Linked DNA regions of Homo sapiens: region 2 is linked to region 1. Evidence: chromatin contacts called from ENCODE Hi-C or POLR2A ChIA-PET data. All regions are on one chromosome and are shown on one strand. Each heading gives the region's core, a stretch centred on a gene start or an enhancer-like site at or near the end of the contact. The rest is flanking DNA. Distances are from core to core; before and after follow the strand shown.

Region 1 (4,603 bases), core at 1,243-3,742:
TCACTAGACACCTCTCACATTGGACTCATTCATGCATCTTAAACCAAAGCTTCCCTAGGCTGACTTTAAGAATTGCATACCCTGAAAGGATCTCCCCTTAGGCGGGGAGTTTCTAATTAAATAGCTTTTAGTATAAAATAAACTCTCTACTCTGTATAAGCATGCTATTACAACTAATTTAAATGTTATTTCATGTTTGTTTTAGGTTTGAATATAGTTTAACTGGCCAAAGTGTTTGTGTACCAGGTCGTTAAGACCAATATTTCCTAACATAAACAAATTCTTCAGATACTTCACAGAGTTTACATTGTTAAAACCAGTCCCGGCAGCTTTAATATATCCCCTCAACTGAAATACTGTTCTGCTTTAGAAAAATTAAGAGATTTTGAGGCTATTTCACTATTTTAAAACATAGCATTTTCCTCCTTCAAAAGAATCTTGACACATGTAATTAAGAAACTGTCAGACTACTATTAATTTTTAATCTAAAACCTAAATGAAATAATTACAGGAATCAATCAATAAGGCACCTATTCAAAATTACCGAGCAATTACATAAATACTCAAAATTAATACTTTAGGTCAATTCTTGTAGATTTCGGTCTATAATATGCTAAGACATCAAACAACACAAAAAGTGTAGCATGGGGAGGATGAATGGTTCCTGCCTTAAATAGACTGAAAAGAGCTCATTTCAGACGGCCAGGGTGCAGGCCCCCCACCCGCCATGCCCAATGCGCTCAAGCTGAAACTCTTTTATTTTTAAAAGTTAATTTATTTCCACCAGACACATATTTCAGGGATCTAAAAAAACGGCCTCATCCAAATTCTGTACAAAAATCACATTTAAGAGGGAAAGGCCTAATTACTCGAATTTTCAGCAAAGTGTATATACTGTGCTCTGGAAAGCCTAACTGGAGAGAAGAGGGAGGAGAGGAAAAGGGGAGCAGGAGGTATTTTTTAGAACTAATAATACCAGCCCGGCTAATGGCACTGCCATGTATTTGCACAGCGGCCGGCCCTCCATACCTTTGACTAAAGGGTTCTTTGACTTGGAGACGCAGACAGTCCATCATTTCAAACTGAAGTGGCAGCTGGAAAATGTGGAACAGCTGGCAAAGAGCTGGGAGAAAATGTTTTACATAAATATATGTACATATAAACTGGCAGAGGGCCATGAGCACTGTACCCAAGGCCAGAATCTACCCGGCAGTCTGCACTGGGGAGATGAGAAGTTGGGGCAGGATGACCAGCGGCGGAGGGAGCCTCCTTAATCCTCTTTCCACGCGGGGTCAGGCAGGGAAGCCTGGGGTGCAGCGCCTCTCGGGGGACGGCATCTTACAGAAGGAGGTGCAATGGGGGACAGGAGCACAAAGTTCAGGAAAGGATAAAAGGCCGGGTGCGGGGTGGAGCGTCCGCTTCGGACAATCTGCTTAAAAGTCGCTTCACAAACTCTGCAAGTTTGGGATCAATATTTACACCCTCTCTGCCTTCTCCCGCCCGTTTTCCCGCTGCTACTCAAGAAAGTAACTGTCCCCTGCTGCTCTGTGTAAACGCGGCACCTTAAATGATTATTGCATGGACCACGGTTACTTTGTGTGTCTGTGCGCGCTGCCCCTGGAAAGGAAAAGAAATAAGAGAATCCCAAATCATATACAGATGGTACAACTTTCACTTTTCCTCTATGACGACGAAGGCGCGCCTCTCTCCATCCGCTCACACCACACCCCCGCCCTCCGAAGCATAGCCCGGGCTGGAGAAGCCCCAGCGGCGGCGGCCCCCGCGGCGGAGGTCCCCGCGCGCACCCACCATGCCTCCCGCCTCCTTCCGCCCATCCCGAGCGCCGTGCGCGCCCGAAGCCCGAGCCGTAGAGCGCCACCGCGCAAAGGAAGGAGCCAGGCGCGTGCGGGGCTCGCGGAGTTCTTCTGAACCCTTTGGATGGGGGCGGAGGCGAGGGGCGCCGCCACCACTGCGGCAAACTTCGTCCCCCCTCCGGGAGGTGAAATTCTCCAATCCGTCTCCGGCCGGTCCGCGGGTCGGACTCTTCGGAAAGGACCTTCCAGGAGGAGGGAGCGAATGCAAGCCTTGCTCGGACGCCTCACCGGCGGCTCTCTAAATCTGGGCGCCTTTTGACAGCCATTTTCACTCCATCCCGTCCCCACGCTGGGGACCACCTCTGGCCCCGGAGGCGCGGGCGCGGCCGCAGGAGCGGGCTGCGGGGTCCGCGAAACAAAGAACTTCGAGCGGGACGTACCTGCGGCGGCAGCGGCTGTCAAGTCCCCGAACTTCCCATAGACCCGCGGACGGGGCGCAGGCTGGCGGCTCCCCGCTCCGCGCGGCCGCGGGCGGCTACGGCTACCGCGAGCGGCCGGGCTGGGCGCGGGGTGCGCCCGCCGCGGGCATGGTGCGGCGCGGGCGGCCGCGGGGCGCGCGGGGAAGGCGGGAGAGCGGCGCGGGTGAGTGGGAGCGGCGGGTGTGCGCGAGTGCGAGTGTGCGAGCGCGCCGGTGGCGCTGCCCCTGCCCGCTCCCTCCCGCTCGTGCAGCTCCGGCATCAGTTTCGGGGATCGTGTAATCCGATCCCTTCTGACTCACAAGCCCTGAGTGACAGTTCTGATTTGGTTCAACCGCGGGAGGGAGGGGAAAGAGAAAGAAAGAAACCCCCAGCCGTACGCCTCTCCTGGCATCCAATCGACTTTCTGGAAAAAGGTCCCATCCCGGCCTGGTGCCCCGTGCTGGGTGGAGAAGCCCCCCGCCCCGACCTGGCACCGCCTGCACTACTCACGGGGTGGAAAAGTTGTCCCTCGGCTCCGCGCTCCCCTCCCGCGCGCTCCCTCCTTCCCTTCTCTCCTCCTCTTCCTCCTCCTCCCCGCGCTCCTCCTCCCCCAAGTTTTAACAGATGTTGCCGGACTCTCCTCGCTCCCTCGCACTCTCTCTTCCTCCGCCCCGGCCCCCGCCCAGTCCCTTTTCTTTCAGCCACTCTCGGGCTCGGAGGGGACGCGCTGAGCAGCAGGACGCCTGCCGCCGCAGGGGGCGAAGTTGGGAAAACTTGGAGTGCTGCTCGCCTTACTTTTGCTTTCTCGCTCCTTCCAGGCCGCGCCGGGAGCCCCCGCTTCTCCCGCCCGCCGGGTCCCCAAGCCCGGAGTGGGTCCCAGCTGCGAGGCGGGCGGCGGCGGCTGGGAGGCGGCGCGTCGCGGGCCGGGGTCGGGGGCTGGGGGGGAGCCCGGGCGCCGCGAGCCACGCGCGCGCTCCCTCCCCGCCCTCCGCCGCCGCCGCCGCCGCCGCCGCCGCCTCCTCCTCCTCCTCCTCCTTCTCCTCCTCCTCCTCCTCCTCCGCCCCTCCCCGGTCTTCACACAGACACATTCATGCCTGCTCCTCCTCTTCCCCCTACTTGACCCCGCGCCCTCCCGGCGCGCCGAAGCCCCACCCACCCGGCGAGGGGAAGGGGGCCCGGGCGTGATGTCACCCGCGCCCTCTCTCTTCTCTCTCCACACCGCCAGGACACCCCCCAAATGCGCGCCCTGGCACTCGTGCTGCGTCCTGTCTGCTCCCATCTTCTCCCACCCAGCCTCTCTTTCTCACTCTTGCTCAAGGGCTGGACTCCCCTTTATTCTTTTAAGGCTTCTCTGATTACCACCGCCCCCCATCCTTGGCTCCCCATCTCCTTGTTTTACATTTTCCCAAAGCCATCCCCGAAACTCCCTCTCGCGGGATGATGCCTTTGGAAGTTCAGGGTTTTTCTCTCCACCGGACTCGTCTGCCCTCGGGGCCAAATCCGCGAAGCGAGGAGGAGCTCCCACCACACAGCCTGCTGTCCCTATGGGCCACTTTATAAAAGACACAAAAACAAAGACCCCAGGCTTGGAGCCTGGTCTCTAACGTGCCGCTTTTCCTTGAGCTACAAAGTGTCTCTGTCCCTGCTTCATTTTCAGAGGCCCATGCTAGTAAAAGTTATTTGGCCTCCTTCCTCGACCATCCAGTCCTTGTTCATCTGCGTCATTTTAATATATCCAACCTGGACATGTAACTTAAAAAAGGAGTTCTCGGGGGGAAACACAGGAAGAAAAAGAAAGAAAAGAAAGCCCCTGTGACATTCCAACATCCCCTCTTTCTGGTTAAGCCGGGTCCACCCAGCCAGAAGTGCCCCGGAGCTCCGGGTTGCTTGTGTGGCGTTGCCGCCAAGTGTCTTGACTGAAGGAAGAGTGTGGGTGGATGAATGATGAGCTATTAGAATTTGAAGAGCATTTTGAGATTCAAATGCTTAACTGAAGAATCTTTTAACGAAATTGAGGGTGGTATTCATTGTTTGTTTCTTGGGACTCCTTCCTTGTCACAATGACATGACAAGTGCAGAGACAGACTTAAGGTTTTATGGTGGAAGTGGTGGAGGTAAGGTGGGGCTAAAGGCCCTAGTTAGCCATTTGTTTTAAGATTTCCCTCGACCTCACGGCTCAGGAAAAAACAAAACACCACTGACTCATCGCAGAGAGCACGAGACTCAGAAGCCCTGTGGCAGCCCCATCTCCGCGCTCACTAACTGGCCTCAGGCCTGGGAGGATTCTCTGAGCCTCCATAGGCTCTGAGCCCATCTAGGGGATAGTGTTAG
Region 2 (4,603 bases), core at 1,482-3,981, 170 kb before region 1:
CAACTTCCAACTCAACTCCCTCCTCCAACAAACACAGAAACCACCACCAATAATAACCTAAGTAACTAAAAAGTCCAGTCTGTCTGGGTTAAAAGATGGGGAAAGGTGGGGAGGTTAACACAAATTAAATATGGTGCAGTGCATCTCTGGATCGCACTTCAGATCACGAAAAGGCCTTTGGAAGTGTACCCACCTCCTGGGTCAGATCCCCACAGCCTGCTCCCCACATTCCAGAGGATGAAGAGAGACTCCAGAAGTGTTCAAGGATTTAAACTTTGAAAATTCTCTCTCACAAACAGTATACAACATCCACAACCGTGCAGCTATTCAATTGCGAGAATGGAGCCTAGCATGGCTTTCTGAAGAAGGCTGCACCTCTGCTCACAGCTCCAGCCTCACTCTTCTATTTCCAGTGGACTCTTGACTTGGACTATTCTTCCCTCAATCCAATGACTACGTGTATCACTGCAGCCCTGAAATGACTTTGGTCATTAAAACAAGATTAAAATACTTGAGGCTGACCTTCTTTTCCCCCTCTTGACTACTTCCTTTAAGATGGAAGACCATGCTGTCTTTGGCTGACTAATCCCAAGGACAGGCTTAGAGTGCTACAAGGAACACAGACAGAAGTGAGTGCTGTACGGGTACATACGCATATACAGTAACATAGTGAAGATATATAAAAAAACATAAAATACTTACTTTAAATAAATCAATACAACATGGCAGGTAATAAAAGTATTAACATAATCCAACATAACTCTAATATTAATTTGTTATATCCCTGGCAAATAACATATGAAAAATCAGAGGCCCCTTCAGAGGTCTGATTGCTTACGTTATGGACTTACAATTCTAAATTTGTTCCTGAAAACTTTCCTTAGTGTGCATAGTATATGTTAACGACAATGGGTGCTAGGAATATGGGGATTTTGCTCTGTGGGGGAACCAGAGATTACTTTGAACAGAGGCAAGAAGCATTTTAGTAAACTGGAAATGTTTATTTCCATGCTGTCTTAAAAATGTAAAGCATATTCAAGCAACATGGTTTGGTGATTTGTTTTGCAAATGAGGCAATTCATTTAACTCTAGAGCTTCCCTCTCCCCACTCCCCATCAGATGATAGAGATACTATTCACTTATGGTGAACTTGGCAATATTTGGATACTATTTGAATGTATTTAGAAGAATATTGGCAGTTTTCCTGTTTCATGTGTAACTTGTTCCCAGGTTTTGAAAGACATATTAACCTTGTCAGGCCTGAGGGAATCATTTACTGTGCCCAGTTAACCTAACTCCCTTAGGCTGGCTACCTAGGCCATACTAGACTTGGCCATGGTATGCACAGGGCTCCTTAGGAACAATTTACAGGTGCTTCCAGGCAATGAGGGACCCTGTATGGGGGAACCTTAAAAAAAAAGCCTTAAAGAGAATGTCTTCAAGGGCAACTGTACACACAATTCATTTTGGTATTAGTTCAGATTTTCAGTCTGGGGCCAGGCTTCCATTCCCTGTAAGAGTCCCAACTGAGAACTTTTTCTTTTAGTGAATCTGTAACCTCCCTGTATTGCATAAGAAAATTTTAAATATCTGTCACTTATAAACATGTGTGATGCTGCACATGCCAAAATATTAGGTGATGGGATTTTTAAAAACCTATGGCTTTGGGTTAGACACTCACTTTTATCTTTATTGGAAATGCACTCACATGCTCTAAGGCAGTTCCTGCCACTCTGACCATTCTCCCTGCATTATTTTCTTCCTGCACACGTGTGTAGACACACACAAGAGAAAAGAGGCAGAGTATATTTCTAGCATCGCACTTGATGTTTTTCAACACAGAGTTATAAAAATTGAGGCAATGTCACCAAATTAGCTAAGTCAGCACAGGAGGTAAACACAGGCCAGTAAGCCGTTTAACTTGTTAATTTTTACTGAACTGCAACACAATCATGCCCATTTCTGCTCTGGTCTGCCTTTTGCAAAGTCCACATCAAAACTAAAAATGGCCAAGATTGTATTTTTCAAATTTGTTTCAGTATAGCTCTCTGCCAAAACATCCCTAGTTTTCTCAGAGCTCCAAGGATGAGTTTCAAAATCCACCTCTCTCCTCCTATTTCCTTTTAGTGTGCTTAGCTTGCTTGGGTCACTGAAGATCCAAAATCTGGCTAATCTGTTACTTCATACTCAAAAAGTTAGCAAGCAGGTTCCTGGAAACATATCTGCTAACATTTATTTTCTGATGTGTGATTTTCCCCGGGGCAGGGATGGGGATGCAACAATAACAACAATGAGTGACAGGCAGCCCTGTGTCATTGGCCTTTGTTCCCCCGAGGAAAGGTCTGAAATGAACTCAGCTTGCAGTGTGGCTATAGGAAATGGCATGTCTTTGTTTAGGTGAAAAAAGTGGGGCTCTGTTACCTAAGTGAGGGAGAGACGGCCACATAGGAAAGGCTGCAGGGAGCTTCAGTTTAGGCAGTATTCACCATATAAACCTAACCTCAAAGTGTCTTCCCATCAGGACAAATTCTGTTAAAGTTCAGTTTTCTCAAACACATACTTAAAAAAATAAATAAAATGACAACAGTAAATTTCTGTTTTCTTTGAAGCCAGGCTTAACATGAGTGGAAGCATTGTACTCAAAGAAAAAAGTCTGTTACAGCCCAGTACCTCCCAGGCCCCCGCAACAGGTTTGACAGCAGCCTCTATAGAGTCGGCGGCTTCCGGTTCAGTGAACGTGAATACCTCAGTCAATATCTGCTCCTGGACCGTGCTGCTGAGCGCAGCACAAAGAACACAGGAATTTTATCCAAGAAGCTGGGGCTCAGACTCTGAATATACACTATAATTAGGGCCTGCTTTCTCTGCAACTGAGGACCGAATTCAGTATTTCAGTCATTAGAAATACTGCAAAACAGAAAGGAGTATACACCCTTTGAGTACAATTTATCTGTTTTGTGGTTGTTTCTTAACGCAAAGTAAAGTGTGTATCGGCGGATCTGGATTTATGTGCCCGCTCATCAGAATTTTAAAAGTTTAGGAATTGAAACTCAACCATCTTTTCCTAACTATGAGGAAACTATGTATGTAGGTGGCCTAAGATAGTTCTTGAAAATTAGGCAGGACTTAAACTTTTTCAGTTAATCACGAGAAATGATAACCAAATAATAAGACATTTATTTTTTGATTTGACATGATATGCAGTGAAAAATGTGAACAATAGCAGTAGAAAAGCATAAAAGTAGAAAACATGACACATGGCATTGCTCATAAAAAAGAGAAAAATAAAGCAGAGAAAGAAGTACAGAGTGAAGATGGAGAGGGGGTGTTATTTTAGACCAAGGTTGGCAAACTTTTATCTTTCAGGCATTCCAGGTCATATTCTCTGTCACAGTTACTCAACTCTGCCCTTGTATTGCTAAAGCTGCCACAGATAATACTAAATAAGGAATGTCACTGTGTTCCAATAAAACTTTATTGACAAAAACAGGCCATGAACCGTATTTGGCCCATAGGCCACAGTTTGCCAATCCCTGTTTTAAGTAGTTGTTCACAGAAGACCTCTCTGAGAAGCAGAAACTGAGCAGGGAAATGTGTGAAGGGAGGGAGCAAGCCATAGGTATCTGAAGGAAGAAGGCTCTACGCAGATACACATTGTGTTCTAACATGGCTTCCCTTCTATTGGGTTTACCGCTATAATCACTAATTATTATCTACCCATGTTCTAACAGAGTCTTCTCAAATGTGATTAAGTATTGGTCAACACTCCACCCAGTTGATGAATCACAATTTACCAAACCACTCCAGTGGCTGAATATGTAAACTGTTCTATTGTATAGTGTCATACATTCTACAGCAGCAAAGACTGATAAGCATCTCATTTTTGGGTTACTCAATAGGTACATTAGGTCAAAAGGCCTGAACGTGGCTTTTTATGGCTCTTCGCACACTGCTGTATTTCCACCTTGGGAATTTGCAGAAGACAATGACAGCCAGTAACACTGAAAACTTCCTATCAGGTACTGTTAGAAATAGTTGTGCTCATCCAGGAAGTAGAAACTAGAGCAGCCAAGTCTGTGGTCTTCATTTTCACTAGCAAGGCATGGAAGTCCGGAGCAAGGGTGTGGAGTCTGATGCCTGGGTTAACTCAAGGGCACTACCTACTTGTAAGCTGAGTAACTTCTCTATGTCAAGGTTTCCATGTCTTTAAAATGAGACTAATAACTCCAGCATAGAGTTGTTATAAATATTAACACACATAAATATTATGACTACATAAAGTCTTTAATATTGTGCTTAGCCTATAGTAAGTATTCAAAAATGTCAGCTATGGTCATGATTATATACTTTTTCATCTGAATTATCTATTCATCTCTTTTTTGCCCTTATCTTTGATATTGCTATGGTCTTCTTAAATTGTTCATTTAAGATGGCTAATTTCATTCATTTTATTTCCATGTGTCGGCTCTGGAAAGCAGCAATACATTAAATAGCACTCAGTCATATAAGGGGACCAGTAACTGCTTTAATATCAGGAAATTAGTTTGACAGTGGAGAGCATCTGATGTGGCAATAGCTACTATTAATAGAATCTATTCTATCA

What was found. A loop is a pair of places that touch in the nucleus more often than their neighbours do. ChIA-PET counts read pairs that join two places held with the same protein, here RNA polymerase II (POLR2A). Pooled maps may share reads with other maps.
Region 2: a loop to region 1 is called in a map of MCF 10A, with 9 times the contacts of the local background. The contact joins the enhancer-like site here to the promoter of GLI3 in region 1. A Hi-C loop is called at or near these places in 1 of 168 maps with a recorded cell type or tissue (MCF 10A) and 2 of 50 pooled maps. POLR2A ChIA-PET finds 5 or more read pairs at or near these places in 3 of 52 experiments (A673, MCF 10A and PC-9).

What each region holds. Positions count from the first base shown.
Region 1 is chr7:42,234,717-42,239,319 of GRCh38, forward strand. It overlaps GLI3 (GLI family zinc finger 3), which reads right to left and starts at 2,493. Exons shown (of 15, transcript NM_000168.6): 1 at 2,255-2,493. RefSeq lists an enhancer at 2,237-3,218.
Region 2 is chr7:42,066,360-42,070,962 of GRCh38, forward strand. All of the region lies in intron 4 of GLI3 (GLI family zinc finger 3), which reads right to left. Among named protein-coding and RNA genes, the nearest start is that of GLI3, 170 kb to the right of the region's middle. RefSeq lists an enhancer at 1-138. Within about 2 kb of position 2,732, at least 3 of the 41 ENCODE cell types and tissues checked have a DNase peak (open chromatin) inside an H3K27ac peak, as active enhancers do.